4 separate regions of the Mus musculus genome follow, and all the other regions are linked to region 1. Evidence: chromatin loops called from intact Hi-C (ENCODE). Cell type or tissue: left cerebral cortex. All regions are shown on one strand. Links, peaks and the distances in the headings refer to the core of each region. The heading gives the core; the rest is flanking DNA.

Region 1 (6,038 bases), core at 1,039-6,038:
TAAGCTCACATACTATTAGGTGGAAGAACTGGGATGGACCCCAGAATGTGCCCTTTAACACTATGCTGGCTGCATCTGCCTCAGGATAAATGTGGGGAAGGTTTACAACCCACAGCTGATGTGCGGAGGTGGGGACAGGTCGGGGGAGGAGTGTGGACAGGACAGTTAGAGCAGCCCCCCCCCCCATACATACAGAAGCATATGCATGCACACAGGCATTGCGTCTTGCACATAATTGTCATATGCACGCACACAGGCATTGCGTCTTGCACATAATTGTCACATGCACGCACACAGGCATTGCGTCTCCTTACTCTGCCAGAGCTTCTTCCTCAGTGGACACACTGCGCTGGGGACTGGTGCCAGGGGACCCAGGGTCTCTTAAAACAAAGAAGAGTTAAAGAAGTAAATAGGAATTACCCGACTCCGCCTACCCCGGACTCCGCCTATCCCTGACCCCACCTATCCACGACTCCGCCTACCCCTGACTCCACCTATCCCGGACTCCGCTTATCCTTGACTCCGGGCTGGCTTCTACCCAGCAGTGGGGGGAGGGGGAGGGCGCAGAGGACAAGGAGAAGTCAGCTTACCCAAAGGGCCAGCATCTGCAGCCTTGGCTGCCACCTTGGGGAGGCTCTTCTCTTCAAGGAGGAGCTCACACAGGGGGCTAAGCAGCTGGTTCACGTTGCTCAGCTGCTGTTCTTCATTCCACTGTGGAGAGGTCAGTGGCCCGAGGGACTCTGTGGGCTCAGGGAGCTGCTGTAATTCCTGAACCCCGGGGGACAGAGGCAGTGAGCGATGTGCAAGGCGAGGAAGCAAAGCCCTAGCCCGCGGCCCTGATATCTGGTACCTGGAAGAAGATGCAGTCATCCGCCTGTGCCAGGAGATCCTGGACACTCTGATCATACTGAGACAGGGCCCTTAGGTGGTCAGTCAGCCGCTGTTTCTCATTCAGAACTTGGCCCAGCGCCTGCTTCTTGGCTACCTCTATATCACTCAGTGTTGAGGCCTGCTGCTTCTCCAGCGCCTGAAGCAGGCTACTGAATCTCCTGGAGACCACCGAGGCCAGGGTGCAGGCTGAACTCTGCATGGACACAGGAGGAACCTCAGGGTGGCCAGTCTCCACACTATGGCATGGCAGGCCAAGCCCTCAATCACCCACTTGGCTTGAACACGGGGACATGGAGAGCCAGTTAGGACCCTTGGAGCCTCTTCCCTAATGGGGCCTGGCTTCTTGGTCAACGTCCCACTCTGTGGTGCTGGGAGGGACTTTCGAGGCAGCTCACATCTGTTGTCTGCAGTCCAGGGACCAGATGGTGAGGCCGGACCCGAGCACATGGTAAAGTACCTCAATCCGACTGCGTTGCTCCTGCAGCTCCTGAAGCTGGGTCTCTGCCTGGGCAACCTGCTGCTGGGTAACCAGTACCCTCGCTCTCAGCTGGTCCTGTGGCACCCATCCAGAGGGCAAGCAACAAAAGACGATTAGGATTGGTTATAACCTTCAAGCCACCATCACCAATACAGGAGCTGGGTAGTCTCCTCATGGCCCTGATGGTAACTGCCTTGTAAAATCCCAGAACTAGGTCAGAGTCCCAGGGAGGCCTGGATAGGGTCCTTTCTCTACCTGGAGCAGGATACTATATGAGGAATGTGGAAGTCTTAGGTTGAAGACCCCACTTCTGGTCCCACTCCTGCGTCTTGCAGGTTGAGTGACCTGGGCAGAACTCCTACCTTCTCCAGTCCAAACCTCATCCCTAACTCAGGCACCAAAGGAAAACGGTAACGCTGGCTTACAGAACCGGGGGCAGAAAGGGAGACTGGTCATAGTTGTCTGACCAGTGATCAGTTCAGCTCCTAAGAGCCCAAAGGGAAGACATTATTATCATTTGGTTGAGTTCTGTTTCCCCTGGAGACCAAAATGTGCTGTTATAGGAGCTGGGAACACCATTCAGGTGCTTGGAGTCGATGCTTGACCTGGCTAAGTCTCACTACCTGTTCTTACTCCTCCCAACACCATTTTGAGTTGGGGCCCCTTCTCATTGTTGCTTTGAGACAGGGTCTCACTGTGTAGTCCTGGCTGGCCGGGAACTTTCCACATAGACCAACCTGATCTTGAACTTACAGAGATCCGCCTACTTCTGCCTCTATAGTGATGGAATTAAAGGCATGCATCACCACACCAGCTAACTTATTTTTTTTAATGTATGTGTGTTTGTGTGTGGGTTGTGTTTATGTAAGTGTGGGTCCATGCATACATGCCAAGATGCACATGTGAAGGTCAGAGGGGCAACCTCAGACATCTCAGTCTGTACCCTGTACCTTGAGACAGGGTCTCTTGTTTGCCACTGTGTGTGCCAGCCTCCCTGGCCCTTGAGCACTCTAGGTCTCACATCCTCTCTCCTCTCGAGCACAACTCTGTCCCCCGGAGCATGAGCCACCTGAGCCTCTGTGCTGAGAGCCTCTAACCTCCATACCCAGCTGGGTCTTTCCTACACTTGTCAGGGGCAGCAGTGCCTCAGCCTTACCCCTTGGGGCTTCAGAAGCTGCAGGGCTCACCCTTCAAGTCTCTGCCACTCACCCTTTGACCTCACCCTGGCCCTGTCACCAGCACCAAAATGCCCCAAGCATGTATCCTTAACCCAGCTTTCCTTCCCTCGTTGGTTTCAGCCTGCCTGTGCTAGTCTTCCACAGCCACTCAGCTCCCTCCCTTCCCATCCCTGTCCCTGTCCCTGTCCCCGTCCAGTCACTCCTCCACTCCCTGTCCACGGCCTCTCGGTCCATGCACTACAGTCCTGGTCCTCTCGCTCCATCTCCTCCGTCTCATCCCTGGTAATCTCAGCCTCACTTCTTGGCTGTGATGGCCATGGGCAAGGACATAGGCCACCATGGTACCAATTCCGTGGTCACTTTTGCCTTTAACTAAAACCTCTCAGCAGCCTGGGGCACCTGGAGAACTCTCCCTCCTGTAACTGCTTGTGCCCTGGCCGCCATCTCTACAGCTTTGTCAGGATGTAATCCCCTGCCCAACAAATTTCCACTCCTTCTAGGGATACCATAGCGACTTCTTTCACTTCACTGTCCGCATCTCTTCCCAGCTCTCAGTAGATGTCTGTGCCCCCACCCCTGTCTGTGTACCCCACACACTGCATATCCCAAACCAGCTACTCTCTACCCAACCTCAGCACACAGCAGCCCGGTCTCCCGAAGAAACCCTTGTCCTGCGTCTTACTCTCTCCACTGGGCACCGGGCTCCCACTCACTTCTCATTTCTTTTGTTTTGCAGCTGAGACCTCCTTCCTCTTACCCCTCATCTCTTACCCCCTCCACACCCCAGCTGGGGCTCAGACTCCAGAAAGCAGAAATCTGATGACATCATCACCCTGTCTCAGCTTGGAAAGGCACTGCACATCCCTAGAGGAAGAGTCACGACCACCATGCAGACTGGCCCTGCTGACTCTACATTCACGTTTTGCTGAGACTCTATCTGACCCTTGAGTAGATCCTTCAGTCTCTGAAGGGCAGAAATCACACTTACTGAATGCTGGCCACCTTAGCGAATGGGGCTGCCAGCCCTGACCTAACACTCTGGCTCTACTTTATTCAGAGGACCTGGGGAGAGCTGCGTGCAGCAGTCAGGTGCACGTGCCCTCTGGGTTCATATGGGAACCCGCAGATCCTGCTGCAGCCCCTGGCCCTGGCCACAAGCAGTTTCGGCCCTCGGAGAGGCCCTTCCCGCACCTCGCGCACGCGGCGCTCCACGTCCAGCAGCGCCCGCTCGTGGTGGCTGCAGTCGTGCACCGTGCACGCGCTGCACACGCAGAGGCCCTCCGTGCGACAGAAGAACTCGAGCGGCCTCCCGTGGCGCAGGCAGCGAGCGCTGTGGCTTGTGGCGGAGTCCCGGCGCGGAGTCACGGCGGGCGGCGCCGGCAGAACGGGCAGCGCCTGCAGCAAGGTGCTCATCTTCACGTTGCGGGACAGCTTGGCGCCCTCGGGGAAGGGCTGGCGACATTCCGGACACGACTTTTCGCAGGAACGCCATGAATCCTGGATGCAGTTCCCGCAGAAGCTGTGCCCGCAGGGCAGCGTCACCGGGTCCCGGTAGCGACCTAAGCAGATGGAGCAAGTCACCACGTCCTCCTCCAGCAACTGAGCGGCCATGGCGGAAGCGAGGCCCAGTGCTCAGATCTCTTAAAGGGGCCGAGGCTACCAGTGCGAGCACTACGTTGGGGAAGACAGTCCAGGAAGTCGCGGCAGTGCGCAGCCTGGTGCACTAGAACGTTCCTTGGCAGGGATCCAAGTCACCCTTGCTTGCCCGCCTTCTGACGCACTGGGAGCTGGGGCGCGGCTCCCTCCGGTCCACCCTGACTATTTGTGTTCCTTCCCTAGACTCTTTTTTGGGGGGGAGGAGTGGGTGGGAGGGTTTCGAGACAGGGTTTCTCTGTGTAGCCCTGGCTGTCCTGGAACTCACTTTGTAGACCAGGCTGGCCTCGAACTCAGAAATCCGTCTGTCTCTGCCTCCTGAGTGCTGGGATTAAAGGCCCAGGGCATGGTGTCTGTTCACAGCAGTAAAACCCTAAGACAGGCTACTGTCATCTCCTCTACAGCTGAGCAGAGCAGATGGGAGTTCCAGGGTCCCCAAAGGCAGTATGAATCAGAGATCACTCCTAATGGAGTAGGCAGAACTGATTTGTTTCTAGGCCTCTAGCCTCACAGTGGGGGCTCCAGGCCTTGGTGGGGGCTGAAATATGCTAAGGTAACAAGCAATCTGTTGCTAGGTCTGACAGGGGCAGGACTTTCTCCTCGAGGAGGTTCTGATCCCGGGGCTGTCTTTCACAAAGATCACAGGCTGGGCAAAGGTTCACTTTTCATGTGTACCCCCAGCTACCGGGCTGCTGGGCACCTTCTGCTCACCCACAGAGCACTAAAGCTTCACTAAAAGGGTCTGGGTGCCCGAAAGTGAAGACATATTGGCATCAGGAAAAAAGTATTTTATTCACATAGAATCGAGGCACATCCACAAGCCCCTGGGTGTCCTGGGAGAGGCCAGCATGGGACTGTCTCAGTTGGCTTCAGATGGCTCTCTCCGGAGGTGTGACCTTCCAGCTGCTGCGACAGTTCCCCCTCGGAGATGAATGTACTGAGTCTCTCAGTAGATTCCATAGGTGGGCTCATGACTGTCCCTGTATCGGTCCAGATAGCGTAGGGGCTGCTCGTGGGGGAAGCGCTTCTGTTTGGGGTGGTAAGGGGGTGGCCGTACAAATTCAAACACAGGTTCCCGCATGTCTGCAAGAAAAGTAAGGGGAGAGTGGTGGACTTCTGCTGACCTGGGCCTCCTTCCTTGCCTGTGAGGCTGGAGTTCTGCCAGGGACTTTTTTGGGTTTTTCGAGACAGGGTTTCTCTGTGTATCCCTGGCTGTCCTGGAACTCAGAAATCCGCCTGCCTCTGCCTCCCGAGTGCTGGGATTAAAGGCATGCGCCACCACCGCCCGGCTCACCCTGGCTTTCAAAGGCCATCTCCTGGCATGGCAGGAAAGGTCTTTATCCCCAGGCCTGCCTGACCACTAAGCCCTTACCTAGAAGCTGGTGGAAGGTGTGGGTGACAGAGTCATCCCAGCGGCACTGGAAAAAAGCCAGACCGGCTGGAGTCATGGCTTCCTGGTGTCTCTTGTAGAAATCAAAAGTGCGGAAGGTCCTCTGGGCCAGCTGGTAGCTATGAGGAGATGGGCAGCATGTGAGGGGAGGGAGCAGGCAGGCAATCCTGGGAAACCCCTGGAGTGCACCCAGCACGCGGGACTGCTGCCAAGCGCAAGACCTACACCAAGAGCAGGAAAGAGCAAGAGCCACCATCCCAGAGAGCTGGCTTGAGGCTCAGGGGACAAACAGGGGTGTCGCTTACCAGGGTGAGGGACGGGTGTCCTCTGAGAAGTTGATTGGCTTGTCCTGCTTGAAGAGCAAGAAGGCAAAGCGGTGGAAGCCAGAGCCTCGAGCAGGGAAAGGAGGGAGGTAGGGACATGTCTCCTGTCCTTCAGCCACTCTGTT
Region 2 (6,067 bases), core at 656-5,655, 190 kb before region 1:
GATATGTAAAGGCTAGCACGAGAATGTTCTTTAAACTAGGTTTAATGGTCCAGGTCCTGCAGATGTATAGCATTCAGGTGCTAAAGCAAGAAGATTGAAGATTCAAGAGTATATTCCTGTCTCAAATGAGTAAAAATAAGGACTGGGGATGTAGCTCAGTGGTACATCGATAGCACTTGCCTAGCATTCGCAGGACCCTGGGTTTGATTCCCCAGTACCACATAAAAACAACAGCAAATAAAACATTTCACAGAATGTATTTTGTATTCTCTTTTGAGAATTCTTCATGCCTTTATCCCACCCATCAGTGATAATGCAGAGTTGAGTAAAATTGCTAAAAAAACTTGTGGAAACTGGAGTGTGTGTGTGTGTGTGTGTGTGTGTGTGTGTGTGTGTGTGTGTAGTAGGGGTAAAGCCAGAGAGTTGTTCCCCAGCATCAACTACAGCTATTAGCCATAGTGGTTCACAGCCTGTAACCCAGCATGAAATGAGGGTTACAAGTTCAAGGTCATCCTTAGCTAGAAGGAAGGAAGCTTTGTTAAGTTTTTTGACTTTCCGTGCGTGCATGTGTGTGGTGTGTGTGTGTGTGTGTGTGTGTGTGTGTGTGTGTGTGTATGTATGTTTGCATGTGTGTTCTTAAAATACTAACCCACATCTACTTTCTGTCATATTCAAGCTATATGATATTTTAGTTTTGTTTTTAAACCTCTCCTGAAACCCCAGTGCCGATACTGGGGACTATTTGAGCATTCTGCCAAGCTCCATCTTTGACTGTGTAGTTGGTTCCATTTTGAGAGAGCTCTGTCGGTGGCATTGCGTTGCAAGCTTTTGCTTCCCTGGCACCGCCCAGGGCACTTGTCTAAGAACCATCGAGGCATAGTTTGTTTGTGTTAACATCTGGAGTGCCATGTTGTGTTTGGGATAAAGTCTAGTAAGTGGTTCCCATCTGCTTCTTAGCTTTTGACCTTATGGAGTTGTGGGCTTACATTGGAGAGTTCAGTACTCCCATGGTTTTGACTCAGTCAGATCTCCTTTGAGTAAAGAAGGCTGAGAAGAGTGGATCAGTGGCAGTAATGTGAGCATCCCAAAAGGCTGTCCCTCGCCCTTTAGTTCCCCCCTCTTCTGGTCGCTTGATCTGGTGATTTGATGCCCACCTTTCTGTCATTGCTTCTGACTTTAGGTGCCACCTAACTGTTGAGCAGTGTGGTGGTTGTGGGTATAAACGTAGAAGTGGTAAGAGAATTCATAACCTTGGCTTTAATAACTGCAGAACATGTTGCATCTTCCCTCTCTTTATACAATTTCCTTCAGGAATTTTCACTGATGTAGATGATGGCACCCTGATTTTGAGCTGCTGATCCCCCACCCCCTCCAGAATGTCTCCTTTTCCTTTCTCTTTCTCTAGTTCTGGGTTGTGTGGTAGGGAAGGGTTCTTGGTGGGGTGACTCCAGCTAGGAAAACAGTCTGTTTACTCCAACCGCTGGTTATGTGTGTAAGACAACCCAGGCCCACTCCTTTTAAGTTTAATCCTCTAAATTCTTTGTCTTGTAGGAAGATGACGATTCAGAGACTGAAAAACCTGAGGCTGATGACCCAAAGGTATTTGGTGTTGGCTGTGGCGGGTGGCTGGATTCAATCAAGGCTTTTAACATTCTGACTCAGGTCAAATGTGGGGTCAGGATCTGTCCCACTAGCACACAGAATGGACAGTGGGATCAGGCCAGTTTAATGAAGACCCTTAAGGCCACTAGGAATTCCTGAGGCTTGAGATAAAAACCACAAGAGGCCAGTCTGGGTCCTATAATCCATACACGCTTAAGTCTGGCCCCGTTTTCCCAGGTATGTGCTAGTCACACACGCACATGGTCTTTTTTGAAGCAGCCTTCCTTCTCATAGGTCTGTCCAGAAGCAGCTGAGAGTAATTAGCAGTGGCTCTTGTCGCAGTCCTAATGCTCCTGTGGTAATGGAGGCCCAGTGCTTGGAAAGGTACCTTTCTCAGAATCGTGCTTTATACTGCAAACATCTCCCTTGGAGGAGTACATACAACATCTCACCGTTGCAAGCTGCTCTGAAATAAGCCAAAATCTTCAAGGTTGCATAAGTGAAACTTAGGAGACTTAAGCCTGGTAGTAATATAAAACAGTAGTCTCATGATCTATGGGTGATTGGGTTTCCAGGACACCCCACCTTCATGCCCTGTACATATGCAAATCCAGAGCTTCTCACAGTCTTTATTTAAAATGGTATATTTACATATGACTTATACATATATAACACAGGTTAATATAATTCCCCCTGCTAGTTCCAGATTATCTCAAATTATTGTTACACTGTATTGTTCAGAAAACGATTTAAAAAAAAATTTCACGTTCAACACAGATGCAATTTAAAAGAAGAAATTAAACCCATAGCTGTTTGAATTCATAGATGTGAACTATGAAAGGGGGCAGTGTATCTGCTGAATATATAGCATGAGCTATATATCAGATCAGATGAGCTATCCATCCTCAGATATGGCCGTGCAGCCATTGGTATAAACTCAGAAAGGCTGCAGAAGACTCGGAATGTGTTTTACCGAGGATGCCAGGAGTAGACAGTGTGGAGCCCAGAAACCAGGTGCAAACGACTTTCTGTGCAGAGTAAAAAACCCAGGCTAAGAACTGGCCTGGCAGGAGAGCATGGGGCAGGCTTATGGCTTAAAACTAAAGGCCACCTAGAGAAGTTGGCATGCACTTGGCTGTCACCCCTTCTTCAGTGCTGTGATCCCAGCAGCAAAAGCTTTTTTTTTTAACGTCATTTTTTATTAAATATTTTCTTTATTTACATTTCAAATGTTATCCCCTTTCCCCTCTGAAAACCCCCATCCCTTCTCCCCTCCCCCTGCTCACCAACCCACCCACTCCCACTTCCTGGCCCTGGCAGCCCCCATACTGGGGCATAGAACCTTCACAGGACCAAGGCCCTCTCCTTCCGTTGATGACCGACTAGGCCATCCTCTGCTACGTATGCAGCTGGAGCCAACAGCAAATTTTTGAGGAAAGGTACATCCTTGTGAGATAGGCAGCCCTGTGGAACACAAAAGACTTACTGCTCTCTGGAAGAGCAGATAATAAAGAACAGGGGACACACACACACACACACACACGGGTGTCCACTGATGCCAGAAGAGGTGTCACTTTTCTGGAACTAGAGTTTAGAGTTGATTGTGAGCTGTCAGGTGTGCACTAGGAGTTGGAGTCTTCTGCAAGAACAGCAAGTGCTTTTAACCTCTGAGCCATCTCCCCAGCTCTGTTGGATTTATATGAGAGGATTTTGTTGTTCTAAACTTTTGATTTGAATAATTCTAAGAGGACGGACATACTGCTAGAGCAGGTCTTGTAGTTTATCTTCTGTTAAGCTAATGAGTTGCGCCATGGCCGTCTACCCACTAGATGGCGCTCTCTACTTTTAAGGATCTAATTTTAACTGGTTATGTAGAGGTTCTCAAAACATTTGGTTTCATGAGACAACTTAGAAATGCAGATCCCAAGGAGCTTCTGTTCATTGTATATATTGGTATTAGAAGTTAAACTGAGATGCAGACTCTTTGACTTCAGCATAGGGCAGGATGTAGACTGAGAGCCTTAGAGCTCCAGGTTCAATGAAAGACCTTATCTCAGACAATCAGGTGGAAAGCAATGTAGGAGGGTCCCAGACTCCTATCTCTGACTTCCATGTACACACGTGCAGGCAACACACACATGCATGCAACTACGTGAACACTCAGAAACTCAATTGGTAGTTTGCTAAAACAGTTGCTCTGTTCTACTGTGTGTGTGTGTGTGTGTGTGTGTGTGTGTGTGTGTGTGTGTCCTGCAAGACAGCCTGTATCTGTAGCCCTGGCTGTTCTGGAACTCATCTGTACAGCAGGTCTGTCTGCCTCTGCTGGGATTGAAGGTGTGCACCACTACTCCCAGCTGTTTTGTTTTTGAGAGAGTCTCACAGGCTGAAGCCCAGGCTGGCCTGCAATGCCCGGTATTCCAGGCTCCTCTCAGATTCTCTGTGATCCTCCTGCCTTAGCCTCCCAAGCACAAGCCACAATGCCCAACCTCTGGTGTGTCTCTCAACACTTCAGTAGGCCTTTTACCATGGATGACTTCACAACACCAGACCAGAGCCTCGGTTTCTCTTCTCTGGGAAATGAGCATCATCATGAAATCTGCCTCTTTCGTTTGATGAGGGTTAAAGTAGTGCTGGGTGCCTGCGATTGGTAGCATCAGGTGCCTCTACTCACTTCCCAGGCTGGTCAGCCGATGTCGTTGACTACAGAATGGCGAGGCCTGTGCTTGGAGCCACAGTGTGGTGAGAGGAGCAGGCATAAAGGTGAGGGCTCGGAGAGGGCGGGCAGGCAGGCATGCTGTGGTGCGTGAAAGCTGGGAGGGAAGGCAGTGACAGCCAGATGCAGACCTGAAACAGCACAGAGCTAAATGGGAGAGGTTTGCTGTCATACAATGGAGACTTTTCTGTCATCTCTAGCCAAAATGGTTTGAGTTATTCATAAGGTAGTAATCTCACTGTTTTGTAGAAGATTTTTAGATGCATGTAAAGCCAGCTTGGTCTACACAGTAAGTTCCAGGACAGCCAGGCCTACACAGTGAAACCCTGTCTCAAAAATTAAAAATAAAAATAAAAAGGATTTGTCATTAATGTTCTAGTTTATGGGTTGTGTTGAGGTTGGACAAATCCCCAGAGGGTTTGAGACTCCCCGGGAGGAGAGGTTACGGGAGAAGGGCAAACTTGAGAATTCTCTTGCTGCTGTTAGCAAGCTAACATAGTGCACACACCTTTAATCTCAGTGCTCCGGAGACAGAGGCAGTGGACCTTAATGAGCTTAAGCCAGCCTGCTCTATGGAACAAGTTTCAAGGTTACATTGTGAGAGCTTGTCTCCAAAAAACCAAAGTAAAAGAAACAAAAAAGGCTGAGGCCCACTCCTTTAATCCCAGCACTTGGGAGGCAGAGGCAGGCAGATTTCTGAGTTTGAGGCCAGCTTGGTCTACAGAGTGAGTTCCAGGACAGCCAGGGCTACACAGAGAAACCCTGTCTCGAAAAAACAAAAAACCAAAAAGGTGCCAAGACTAGAAATGGCATTTTTGATTGTCTTGCTACTTTCTTTATGTTTTAAACCTTTGTTATTATTGTGTGTGTGTGTGTAGCTGTGGAGGCAGGGCATGTGTGTGCATGTGCACATGCAGAGGCCACAGAACACTCTGGAACCACTTCTCTCCTCTGCATATGTTCTGGGGTTGAGTGCAGGTCGTGGGCTGGTACAGCAAGTGTCTCTGCCCACGACCGATCTCCTTGCTTCTGTTACTTTGCTCTATGAAACAGGGTCTCACTGTAGCACAGGCTGGCCTCAGTCTGCCCACCCTCCTGCCTCAGCCTTTGGAGCACTGGGACCTAATTTTGCCACTCTGACACCTGGAGTAGCTCCTGGGTGCAGTCTCCTGCACTGAAGTTGAATGAGACGCTAACTCCAGATCCACCTGTATGGAAGCGTTCAGTCTGAGATAGAAAGGCCCGAGTTACAAATCAGAGAAGGGGAGGCAACTTGGTATGCCAAGAGAATCTAAACACCTGCGTGCTTCTAACCCATGCTTGCTTTCTCTTGGCGTCTAGTCTCACCTCAGTAAGCAGTCTGGCCTTATGTGCTGTGATCACTCCACAGAAGGGGGAGCTGCTGTCCTAGAAACCATCAGACTAACTGTGGCAGTCCTCTGACAGCACTGTACCCAGTGGCTCCAGTGTGCCTCTGTCCATTTGCCCTTGGTGTGTGAGCTCCCCACATGCCGCTGTCCTCTGTCCACACTTTGCCTCCATAGCTCTGGAACGTTCTTCCTTGTTTATTTTTCTTCCACTCCTGCAGTTCCCGTGGATAGAGGTGTCTCCATTTGCTGTCCCTGGCAGACCTTCCATTGAAAACAGGCAGGGACGGATGACCTGGAACAAGAAGGGGCAAGCAGCCTGCTGCCAGCTGTCAGGGAGGGCCTGGGCTTGTAAGCTCCCTGGGGTCTTTGGTCCAGGCTCTGT
Region 3 (6,067 bases), core at 732-5,731, 110 kb before region 1:
CAGTGCTCTTACCTGCTGAGCCATCTGTCCAGCCTCTGATGCCCTCTTCTGGTGTGTTTGAAGACAGCAGCCAATATAAACCATTGAAGCCAGTTTTGTTTTTTTTTTTTTTTTTGGTTTGGACATTTGTCCTTACACCAAAAGCTCACTTCTACTGATTTGCCAGATATAGGCAGTTAACTTTTTATTTTATTTTATTTTATTTTGGTTTTTCAAGAGAGACAGGGTTTCCCTGTATAGCCCTGGCTGTCCTGGAACTCACTTTGTAGACCAGGCTGGCCTTGAACTCAGAAATCCACCTGCCTCTGCTTCCCAAGTGCTGGGATTAAAGGTGTGGGCACCACTGCAGGCTTCAGTCCACCTCTTTACTGAAAGTGCTGCGGGGGAGACCATACTACACACACAGGAACAAAGCTTCCCTCAGCATTTTGTGAGGTTAAAAAAAAAAAGAAAACAAAAAAAAAAAACTCATCAACTTTCCCTTTCATTAGATCCCAGTCCAAGGACAACTGTCTAGGACCAAAGACAACCATGCTTAGGCCCTGTCTAAGCCTAAGTTGCAGTTTAGTTACCTTCAGACTTTCCAATAACCAACATGCTCCAAGCCACAGACTTGGTTACTATAGGTAGCAACTCAACAAGCCAGTCGCTCAGGGCTGCCTCAGACTTTACTCAGCCCAACATAAAACAATGTGGTCAGAACTGTTTTCATTGTACTAGACTATGCTACTGCCCCTTCTAATTAATACCATGTCCATTGAGGTACATACTTATCCAAAGGGACCTAAAGTTCTAGGTGTGGCAGTACACACCTTGTAACTTCTCCTCAGGAGACTGAGAAGGGTAAGCCAGTCTGGGATACATGCAAACTCTTACACTTCTTTAGCTACTAAAGCTTCACTAGAATGCCTTGCTGAATAGACTCGGGTCCATTTTTATATTTATGCACACTAGCACTCCTTAGCAATGTGACTTATCAATGAGTCGCCAAATACACAGAGAAGTAGGAAGACTCGTAGTTAGAAGGGGCTCAACGATTATTCAACTATATGTAAAGAAAAAAATCCGTACTGGTTAGAGGCAGATGGATCTTGAGTTTGAAGCCAACCTGCTGCTCTACAGTGGGAGTTGTGGCCAAGGCTACAGAGAAACTGTTTCCCCAGGAAAAAAACTCCAAACTTACTAGTTTATTTGTAAGGCCTATTAGAAAGATCCAAAACAGCAAACTTAAAATTTCAAATATTCTAAAACCATGGGAACAAACATGTATTGTAGTTATTAAGCCCACCCATGAACCACAAGCAGATTTTGTCAGACTCATGAATTGTGTCAGCAAATACTTGCATTTTTAGAGTGTATTGGATGTTCAAATGCTTTCTGTACTTTAGCCTTTTCTACCAAGCAAATAGCTGAATCTAGGAATCTCGATTCCATATGTATTAAAAGCTTTGTATATTCAATTTAGGTTTGACACTTAGTTGAATAAACAAGTTTATTTGTAAATTTAGTCAACATACATAATTGACCTAAAAACTTCAATAGGATACTTTTAAAAACCACTTGAAGGCCATCTCTATAAAAGGGATTTTGCCAGTATAGTAACCAGGTGTAACCTAACCCATCTTCATTGGCAGAGGTCCAAGAAGTTGAAGCTGTGTTCTTACTCCCATGTTTATAAACTCTACAAGGAAAAACAAACCTTGTACAGTTTTCCCCCTTAAAGATTAAAAAGAAACGAAACCGAACTCAATCTAGGCCTAAGACCAAACACAATGAAAAGCTGCACTAACTAGATTAGTAATAGATGATGCTGGTGTGAATAGCTTGTTATTTTACTCTAGAGCCCTTATAAATAAAATCCCCGTTAGTGTTGTGTTACCAGCCAGAGGGTCAGGGGTTAGTGAACATGTGGTAGAATGAGGACTTATGCAAGGTTTAATACGCATAGCATTTTTCTACTGTTAAAAACAAATGCAGTCTAGTCAGGAAATACCAACTGGACTAAATTACACACACCTTAATGACAAGACTCCCCACCACTTGTGAATGTAAAACATTTAATTTAAAAATGTTGAACACTACAATATATAAAATAGCTATTATAAATGCACATAGTGTATTCTATAGCTGCCAGGTTTACTTTTTTTTTTTTAAAGGAAACTGTTACACTGTGGCTAAAACTTGTATCTTCAACCTTTGAAAAAGCCCACATTCTATCACAGTGATGTATGGTTAAACACTTGGATCAAGTCATAACCAGTTTTATTGCAAAAGGACCCTGTACACATTTATCAATTCTAGTACCTTAATAGCTACCCAACAAGTCATTAACATACAGAAACATGCATCATGAAAAGCAAGAAGTATCACCCATCCCTTCTGCGTATTAGCAACTTGTCACTCCTGAGCCACAGTGCTCACATCACTGAGGTCTGTGAACAGTCAGTCACTCTTCCCATTCATCCTGAGTGAAAGATGGAATGACTTAAGTACAAATGCAACATATTATAAACAATTTCTTACAAAAAAAGTCACAAATTAAACCAAAGTATTTTACAGAATTTACTACAAAATGCCATAAAAACCGCTTCAACTTAAGCTCTCTCCCCCCGTATCCGGCGAGCCAACTGGATGTCTTTGGGCATGATGGTGACTCTCTTGGCGTGGATGGCACACAGATTGGTATCTTCAAACAACCCCACCAGGTATGCTTCGCTAGCCTCCTGTTGAGGACAAGAGCAACAGCATTAACACTCCTACTGGAGCAATCAAGCCGCCGCCCCGAGTGCCACCAAGCCTTTTGTCCCTTTACCTGAAGGGCACCGATGGCTGCACTTTGAAACCTCAAGTCGGTTTTGAAATCCTGGGCGATCTCCCTCACCAATCTCTGGAATGGCAGCTTCCGGATGAGCAGCTCAGTCGATTTCTGGTAACGACGGATCTCTCTCAGAGCCACGGTCCCTGGCCTGCAGTCACCAGAAGAAGGAAGGCGTCAACGGTCAGGGAGAAGGGAGAGAGCGCCCGCCCGCAAGCCGGCGGCCAAGTCATTGTTCCCAGCCCTCTGCCTACCTGTAGCGGTGAGGCTTCTTCACCCCGCCGGTAGAGGGCGCGCTTTTCCGAGCCGCCTTGGTGGCCAGCTGTTTGCGGGGGGCTTTCCCACCGGTGGACTTCCTAGCGGTCTGCTTGGTTCGGGCCATTTTTTTTCACCTGCGAGACAAGCGACGTTCAAGGCCAGGTCACCGGGCTCCGGCTGCCAGGCGCCCCTCCTCGCCGCAGCAGATGGCGGCCGCCGCCTCCTCCCCCTCCCCTAATGACTCAGGCTGCGCCGGGCTGCGGCCTCCCCCGGGAGGGGGAGCGCGGGGAGGAGCAACTTCCCGCTCCACGGGCGGCCGGAAACACCGCGGCGGGACCTGTGAGTCACCACCGGGAAGCAGACAGGACGGAGGTGGCGGAACGCGACCGAACTCGACCTCCCGGGCTGCCTCACCGACCAGACCGTCGGCTGCCAGCGACCGCGGTCCTAAAAGCCAGGGAGGCTCCGGCCGCCGGCAGAGCCGCGAACTCACCCAAAGCCGAGTCTGGGGCCCTTGCTGAGACCGAGGCGACGCTGGAAGCGCTCGAACAAGAGCCGCAATCGGCGAGCAGAACGGGCAGATACTCCACCAACGAACGACCAAACCGCTCTGCGCTCCAAGCCCCCCGACGCCTCCATATTTATAGAGACGCTGCACGCTGCGTCAGTGCGTCACAGAACCCTGATTTGCATACACCAACGACTTTTTCGATTGGCGGGAGCTTTCGCCGACGCGCTGACATCTCCCGACACAAAGGCCGTACTTCGGGGCCGTTTCCTGATTGGCCGGTGTTCAGGCCACTGATTGGCTGTTACAATTGCTTCAGGATTGGCTGGATGCAAAGAGGAACAGACGAATCAGAGTTTAGCACTAGGGAGCTCTTCTGATTGGATAAAATGGAGCTATGTTTGGATCCTTCTCTTGGTTCCAAAGCTCTACAATAGAAAGTCAATGCAAATGAATTGCACTAGTCTCCTGGAATTTAAGAAAGTTGGGTCGGCAAGAGTCTACGACTTTTTTGCATCAAGAGACCATTTTAGAGAGATTTTGCGTAAATATAATAATAGTAATTATTACTATTATTTTAATGTAGGATGAAATTATTCCCTGAATAATTTACTTTCTGTAATTTTCATCGTTTAATATAGTATGAGAAATGTAATCCAGTCAGTCATCTTACAGCATATAGTGTTTTGTGCACTGTAAATGCATACACATTCTAAAGCATAAAGCAATTGTTTGATGGGGAAGGGTAATAGACACAAAGAATCAAAATTCAAAAAAATTATTTCCGAGTTGGGTGGTGCTGCAGGCCTTTAATCTCAGCTTTTAGGAAGCTCAAAGGCAAGCAGATTTCTGTGAACATGAGGCCAGCCTGATCCACAGGGGGTGGGGGGTTCCAGGCCAAGCAGACCTACCTACAGAGATCTTGTCTTTTATAAATCCTGGTTTGTTTGTTTTTTCTCCAGGACTACATAAACCAAGCTCCAGGTGCATGAAGGTAATATCAGAGATGGAATCAGGATCCAAAATTCAAGGTCATTCACAGCTACTTAAGTCAAGGCCAGTCTAGGATATATAAAACAGTTTCAAGAAAACAAAAAACAACAAAAGGGGACTGTTCCTTGCATCCTAGCGCTCTGGAGGCAGGCAAAGCCATGTGAGTTTAAAGGCAGGACCACACCAGCAAAAGCTACCCAGGGAGACCGTGTCTCAAAACAAAACAACAAATACCTATTTTTGCATGTTTAATTCAGGCCATCACAAAATATTTTATTTCAATGTACTTAGAGTTAATAAGAAGTTGTCAGGCATGCTGGCACACACATTTCTTTAATCCCAGCAACCTGGAGACAGAGGCAGGTGGCTTTGAGGCCAACCTGGTCTACATAGAAATTACAGAATAGCCAGAGCTACTTAGTGAGTCTCTGTCTTAAAAACCAACCAAAGGGGGCTGGTGAGATGGCTCAGTGGGTAAGAGCACCCGACGGCTCTTCCAAAGGTCTGGAGTTCAAATCCCAGCAACCACATGGTGGCTCAAAACCATCCTAACGAGATCTGACTCCCTCTTCTGGAGTGTCTGAAGACAGCTACAGTGTACTTACATATAATAAATAAATAAATCTTTAAAAAAAAAAAAAAAAAAAAAAAAACCAACCAAAGAAGTAGTAATTACCTGCTTGTATATTTCTTGAACTATTTAATTCGACTGCATGAAATAAATACACCGGAAGAGTAACAACCTCAAGAGGGTGTCATGTCCATAAGGAGAAGATAATATAAAAAATGGGTGTCCTTGTGTAATATTTGGTAATTATTACTTATGTCAAAAACCTGACAGATTTTAGAAAGATGTCTGAATGTTTTGCCTGGTTGGTGCCCGTGGGAGTTAGAATAGGGTACTGGATTTACGGTTGGTTGTGAGCCACCATGTGGATGCTGAAAATTGAATCCAGGTCCTCTGCTAAAGCAACAAGTGCTCTTAATTGCTGAGCTATGTCTCCAGCATTATAAAAATACCACTTTTGGGGACAGGGATTGCGGTTGCAAGTTTGAGTTTGAGGCCAGCTTAGTCTACAGAACAAGTTCCAGGACATCCAGGGTTACATAGAGAAACCCTGTAAAATCCCAGTCTTTATCTTGTTTAATGAATTATCAGTATAATGAAATATTCAAATATAAGACAACAAAGCAAGTCTAAGTGTTACCAGTCAAAGCCCAGAAAAGTGAGACCTACTGCCTGCAAGTCCCCATCTTCCTGCCTTGGTGCCTCCAGAGTGCTGGGATTTCAGATGTGTCAGTGAGGACATGTGCCTACTCCTTTCCCTTTGAGACAGGGGTCTCACTCTGTAGCCCAGGCTACCCTGAAAATCACTATGTATTCCAGTATATCTTGATCTTGTGACTATCCTCCTGCCTCATTCTTCCAAAGGATGAGATTGTGAGATCTCCCACACTTGGCTCTGGAGTCCTCTTAACAAGTACCATACAGC
Region 4 (6,067 bases), core at 757-5,756, 98 kb before region 1:
ACAGACTGACAGCTCTGGCTGACCTAGAACTACCAACGGATGCCACCAGGCTTTGAATTCAGAGATCCACCTTCCGTTGCTTCCTGAGTGCTGGGACCGAGATACATGCCACCGTGTTGGTTTTTGAGATAGGGTTTTAGTACATAGCCTAGCTTGGCCTGGAACTTGTGACTTTCCTCCCTCAGGATGTACCCCTATATCCAGCCTGTAGAAAGTCATTTCATAAAACCATATTCCTAAATGTGAGGCAATTGCCTTGCATTTCCCCGGAACAGAAAGGTTTTTTTCCAGAAAAGGGAACTAGAATGGACTAGAACATTTTTTTTTCCTCAGCCCCTGGCCCTTCTCATGTAGTCTATCACTATACTTCTCAACAATTTACCAAAGTGCCTAAGAGACTACTCTAGATAGAGATTAGGTTCTCCCTTGGACCTTAACCTACTGGAAACAAGGTATTTGGGCCAACCACTGAGTTCAGAAGGAGCCCAAGTGGAGGGGTTCCAGGTTTCAGGGTTGATAAATGTTAATGATGCCCAGGAACAATATGGTGTATTGTAATTTTTAAAAACAAAACAAAGCAACAACAATAAAAAGCTTCTTCAAACTGTCTGCTAGCCTGCATACTTTCTCTGGTGATTTACAGGTTACTATATTATGAAAATATTGGCTGACTAGCTTGCTGGCTCCGAGGCAATGCTCTAGACTGACTTTAGAAACGGTGCGCCAACTGTACTGGTAGGGAGGCAAGGCAATTACTGCACTGCATTTGGAACATTCTCCGTGGAGTTGTTTCAGGCCTCCCTAACTGGTTCCTTGCTCTCCGGAGGATCCAGTTTAAAGGTAGAGTTCACCTCCGACCACACTGACAATGCTCAGGTAATAGTTAAGAGTGACTAGACTACAATTACCACAAGGCATTGCGGATCCTCAGCATCCGGGACACCGTCCGCAAAGATCTCTGGGTATTGTGGTCTTGCACTTTAGCAGCGACACTGTGCCAACGGTAAAATTTCACCGGAAAGGAGGACCACAACTCCCAGCAACCTTTGCTGCTGTGCGGGGGGTCTTCACGTTCTCGTGGCGCGGCGCAGGCGCTGTGGGTCTTCGGCGCGGACCGCGCAGACTGAATAATAAAAGGGGAGCGGCGAAGAGGCAGGAAGACAGGACCATGTCGAAGGGCCCCGGGCCCGGCGGCTCGGCAGCTTCCTCGGCGCCCCCGGCCGCTACCGCTCAGGTGCTGCAGGCACAGCCCGAGAAACCGCAGCACTACACGTACGTAGAGCCCCCCCCGCCGCGCGCGCACGCCTGACGTCAGCGGCCAGCGTGAGTCACGCGCGCAGGGAGAGCGCGAGGCTGTCCCCCCCCCCCTTCCTCCGGCTCGGCCCAGACCGGTTCCAACCTGCTGGGACCGGTCCCAGCTTACTTCAACTGTCACCAACCTCTGGTCGGGCAGTGGGGCGGGAAACTCGGTCCCAGCCTCCGAGTCGGAAAGGCAGGAGCGCGGGTCCCGAATCCACACTTCTCAGGCCAGGCCTCAGAGGCCTGACGGTCTCAGACATAAAACCCGACAAGTCCACGACATGACAAGTGGAAGTCTGTACCAACCAGCACGAGACCTGTCTAGAAATGACTGTTTGCTTGAAGTCTCGGGAGGAGACTCTGTGCACCGGAGGCCTTTTGTATCTTTAAGGCCTGTTAGATTGTCCACGAGGATCACCCATGCTTGAATTCCCTTAAACAGTCAAACGTGCAGAAATGGGCTCACTCCGTGCAGGCTGTACTGTCTAGCTTGAGTCAGCGACATCCGGGGTGTTAATGGTTGCAGACCCCTTCAGCATCGGGCAGGCAAGGGAGCCTCATCGTAACTGGCCTAAATGAGATTGCCACAATGTAAAAACTGCATGTGTACAAGCTTAGGTCCCTGCCTTCCTTGCTGTCATGTCACAGTAGGCCTAGGTTCTGTGAGACAAAGGCCAATGCTGTAGTTCCTCTTGTAAAGCCCTGTTGGTTTCCGTTCCCTGCTGTGTGCCAGGAGTGTCCCTACTGGGTGCCTGAGTGATGGGCCAGTTTAGGAGATCCCAACCTGTGGAAATGTCAGAACCCGAGAGATTGAACAACACTCCAGCGTCCAGCCAGGAGCTGGCAGCATCCGAACTAAAGTCAGGCAGAAGCAGCTCTGGTTCAACACTTTTGGGAGTTGGGACAGGGGAACATTGGTTATAGAAAATGTATTGGTTTCTTCAAATGACTAGTGTTGGCTGACGTCATCCAAACTTGACTGTAACTCAGGTTAGCCTTTCAAGTATGGTGGTCATCAGTTGGTCCTTTCTTACTGGAGTTCTCTCTCACTCTGCAACCTTGCCATTGCTTTTGATAAGAAGGTCTAACATCAGAATAACATCACTTATCTGGTCACACACAAAAATTTGTAAACTTAGTGGAACTGTGAAAAACATCTACATTTGTTTATTTGTATGTGAGTCTGTGGGAACACTCACGCAGCGCCACATGCAGGTGTGGAGGTCAAAACAGTCTGAAGGAATTGGTTCTCTCCTTTTACCTGGAGGGTTCCAGGCATTGAATTCAGTTGGCTAAGCCTGGCCACTGCTCTGTGCTCTCACAGTCAGGACCTTGTGTTGTAGGGTTAAACTGAACCCAGGCCTCTTACATGTTGGGATCACATCTGTCATTGGGTTGCGTCTTCGCCACGCACCCCCAGTTGTTTATTTACTCTTTACTTTTTAAGCTAGGATTTCACCAAGTTGTTTGTGCTGGCCTTGACTTGCTTTAATCCAGACAGAACTTGAACTCTGCATCCTCCTGCCTCAGATTTCTTTTCTTTTCTTTCCTTTCCTTTCCTTTTCTTTTTTTGGTTTTTCGAGACAGGGTTTCTCTTTATAGTCCTGGCTGTCCTGGAACTCACTTTGTAGATAAGGCTGGCTTCGAACTCAGCGTTCCTCCTGCCTCTGCCTCCCAAGTGCTAGGATTAAAAGCATGTGCCACCACGCCAGGGTTTTTTTTTTTAAAGATTTATTTATTATGTATACAGCGTTCTGCCTGCATGTATCCTGCAGGGCAGAAGAGGGCACCAGATCTCATTATAGATGGTTGTGAGCCACCATGTGGTTGCTGGGAATTGAACTCAGGACAGTTCTTTTAACCTCTGAGCCACCTCTCCAGCCCCTTCCTCAGATTTCTGAGTAGCTGGGATTACAAATCTGTACCACTGGGCCTCATTTTGGAACTTTTTAATGATCTCTGGCTACTTGGATCATGTTTTTTTGGTACAATTCCAAACAAATTGGAATAAATCTTGGTTTCTTTTTGAGAATGTGTGTGTAATGTACACATTGTTGCTTATAGATCAGGGGAGGACATTAGGTGTCCTATCCCTCTTCATTTCCTTGAAGTAGGTTCTTTGGGGCTAAAGAGATGGCTCTGTGGTTAAGAGCACTGGCTGCTCTTCCAGAGGTCCTGGGTTCATTTCCCAACACCTACATGCAGTCATAGCTGTCTATAACCAGTGCACGGGGATCCTATACCTTCTGGTATGCAGGCATACATGTAGACAAACCACCCATATACATAAGTAAGTCTTTTAAAAAATAGCTTATTTTACTGGGCCTGAAACTTGGCCAGGTTGGCTGGCCAGTGGGTTCCTAGCATCTGCTTCCCCCACCTCCAACACTGGGGTTGTAAGCATGTGTGGCCATGCCTGGCTGTGAGGCGATGAGGAGTCAAACTCAGCACTCACAGAGCCTTCTCCACAGCCACTTTTTTTTTTCTTTTTGAGCATAAGGTCTTGCTGTGTAGTTTTGCTTAGCCTGGAGCTCACTGTTGCTCAGATTGGCTTCCCGTTGGGAATCCTTTTCTCTATAACTTTGAGATAACGGGAGGTGGCCAGCATGAGTGCTGCAGTCTGTTTCTGTGTTGTGTGGTCGCCCAGATACTGTGAGATTGCATTAGAATACTTTTCTGATCATTTTGAAATTACAGATGAAAGCGGACACAGTGAAGTTGTCAGTGTCTGAGTTGTTTGCTTGCTTGTTTTTCAAGACAGGGTTTCACTATATAGCCCAGTTCTGGAATTCATGGCTTTGAACTCAGATCTGCCTGCCTCTGCTACTTGAGTAATGGGATTAAAGGCACATGTATCATTGCCCAGCTGTATCTGAATTTAAAAAATTTTTTTATTTTGTCTAATGTGTGTCTGTGTGTATGTTTGTGTAGCAGGAGCATGCCTGGTACTTTTGAAGCCAGAAGGGGACATTAAATCCTCTAAAATAGGAATTACAGATGGTTGTGAGCTGCCACATGAGTGATGTGAATCAAACCAGGGTTCTCTGCAGGAGCAGCCTGCAGTGCTGCCTGCTGAGCCGTCTGTCCAGCCCTAATATCTGAGGTTTGATCCTCTTGATTCTCAGCTGTTTGGTATCTGTTCTATTTCTTGAGGGTTGGTACAGAGTCATGGACCTTGGCTCCTGAGGCATCTTTATTTATTAAACCATGTATTTATTTTGTGTGCCTATGGTATGAGGGTAATATATATGTGGGCATTAGTTATCTCCTTTCTCCATATGGGATATAGAAATAAGGTTTGGTGGCAAGTGTCTTTACCTTCTGAGTCATCTTACCAGCTTGAGGGTTTTTTTGTTTTGTTTTGTTTTTTGTTTTTCGAGACAGGGTTTCTCTGTGTAGTTCTGGCTGTCCTGGAACTTACTCTGTAGACCAGGCTGGCCTCGAACTCAGAAATCTGCCTGCCTGTGCCCTCCAAGTGCTGGGATTAAAGGCGTGTGCCATCACCGCTCAGTTTAAGATTTATTTTATGTATGTGAGTACACTGTCGCTGTCTACAGACACACACCAGAAGAGGGCATCAGATCTTATTACAGATGGTTGTGAGCCACCATGTAGTTGCTGGGAATTGAACTCAGGACCTCTGGAAGATCATTCAGTGCTCTCAACCGCTGAGCCATCTCTCCAGCCCATGTATATATAGCGTTTGTTTGTTTGTTTGTTTCGAGACAGGGTTTCTCTGTGTAGCCCTGGCTGTCCTGGAACTCACTCTGTAGACCAGGCTGGCCTTAAACTCAGAAATCCACCTGCCTCTGCCTCCCGAGTGCTGGGGTTAAAGGCGTGAGACACCACCGCCTGGTGGCACACGCCTTTAATCCCAGAATTTGGGAGACAGAGACAGGTGGATTTCTGAGTTCGAGGCCAACCTGGTCGTTCCAGGACAGCCAGGGCTATAAAGGTGCGCACCACCAACGCCCGGCTTATAGCTTTTTATCTAAAAAATAAACAAAACAAAACAAAACAACCAAATCAGAGAAGCCAGCTGTTTGTGGTGGCATTTAGAAACTGATAACTTGAGCAACTGGGTCCACCAGGCCCAAGTGTGGGAAGCATGAGGCGGTGTCCCTAATCTGTATTCCAAAGGTGACTCAGTTGCTGTCCGTAGGGATTAGTGGATGGAGGTGTTAGGACAGTCTTCATACATAGCACAGACACACATGGCATTCACTGAGGCACCTTCTCCACCTGCTTCCAAGTGTGGTCTCACGGTGGAGCCTCCGTGCCCAGCTGCTGCTGCTGTTTGACTGTGCACTGGCGTTTTGCCTGCAGGTATATCTGGGAGGGTGTTGGATCCTTTGGAGCTGGAGTTACAGAGAGTTGGGAGCTGCCATGTGGGAGCTGGGAATCGAACCCCCATCCTTTGCTCTTAACCACTGTGCCATATCTCCAGTCCCATAATGTTTTGCCTTTTAAGACTTTCTGACGTGTTGTTTTTAAGGGGGTTTGTTTTAGGACAGTGCTCTCAATGAAGCCCAGCCTGCCTCAAACTCAAGAGTCCCACCCCTCACTTTGAGATGTCTGCTGCTATCATTTGACTTGTTAGTTCCTTGGTTTCACACAAGGTTTTCAGTGGAAGATGACCCCAAGTTGCTAATGACCCCTCTGCCTCTACCTCCCAGGTGCTGGGGTTACAGACCTGTGTTCAGGAAGGCTTGAACACTCCTATAGCCAAAAGTTTATGACAACATGGTTGGAAGGATAGTTATTTTGT

The links. Peaks named below come from ENCODE experiments on the same cell type or tissue, not always from the same donor. Only the 100,000 strongest peaks of a DNase experiment are listed, where the experiment ranks them.
Region 2: a loop joins it to region 1, with 2.8 times the contacts of the local background. A loop is called at or near these places in 8 of 42 quality-filtered maps.
Region 3: it touches region 1 in a loop (3-fold over the local background); 16 of 42 quality-filtered maps call a loop at or near these places.
Region 4: a loop joins it to region 1, with 5 times the contacts of the local background. A loop is called at or near these places in 16 of 42 quality-filtered maps.

What each region holds. Positions count from the first base shown.
Region 1 is chr11:116,126,848-116,132,885 of GRCm38, forward strand. Trim65 (tripartite motif-containing 65) reads right to left here and starts at 4,281. Exons shown (of 6, transcript NM_178802.4): 1 at 3,739-4,281; 2 at 1,349-1,444; 3 at 851-1,084; 4 at 591-768; 5 at 315-380. The coding sequence starts at 4,158. It overlaps Mrpl38 (mitochondrial ribosomal protein L38), which reads right to left. Exons shown (of 9, transcript NM_024177.3): 7 at 5,896-6,038; 8 at 5,573-5,709; 9 at 4,970-5,283. The coding sequence ends at 5,147. In left cerebral cortex, for the core only: a CTCF peak has its summit at 3,801; DNase peaks (open chromatin) are centred at 3,387, 3,867 and 4,187; H3K4me3 peaks cover 1,650 bases; H3K27ac peaks cover 1,493 bases.
Region 2 is chr11:115,936,459-115,942,525 of GRCm38, forward strand. Sap30bp (SAP30 binding protein) reads left to right here. Exons shown (of 11, transcript NM_020483.3): 3 at 1,552-1,599. It overlaps Gm39474 (a long non-coding RNA gene), which reads right to left. Exons shown (of 2, transcript XR_880317.3): 1 at 5,663-6,067; 2 at 3,414-4,446. Among named protein-coding and RNA genes, the nearest start is that of Gm39474, 3.3 kb to the right of the region's middle. In left cerebral cortex, for the core only: a CTCF peak has its summit at 3,423 (motif pointing right); a DNase peak (open chromatin) is centred at 3,430.
Region 3 is chr11:116,020,813-116,026,879 of GRCm38, forward strand. It overlaps H3f3b (H3.3 histone B), which reads right to left and starts at 3,692. Exons shown (of 4, transcript NM_008211.3): 1 at 3,567-3,692; 2 at 3,070-3,207; 3 at 2,813-2,966; 4 at 1,149-2,723. The coding sequence starts at 3,197. The coding sequence ends at 2,595. In left cerebral cortex, for the core only: a CTCF peak has its summit at 3,092 (motif pointing right); DNase peaks (open chromatin) are centred at 2,793, 3,354 and 3,836; H3K4me3 peaks cover 2,370 bases; H3K27ac peaks cover 2,068 bases.
Region 4 is chr11:116,029,220-116,035,286 of GRCm38, forward strand. Unk (unkempt family zinc finger) reads left to right here and starts at 1,097. Exons shown (of 16, transcript NM_172569.4): 1 at 1,097-1,272. The coding sequence starts at 1,169. In left cerebral cortex, for the core only: a CTCF peak has its summit at 3,061 (motif pointing right); a DNase peak (open chromatin) is centred at 1,007; H3K4me3 peaks cover 1,721 bases; H3K27ac peaks cover 1,647 bases.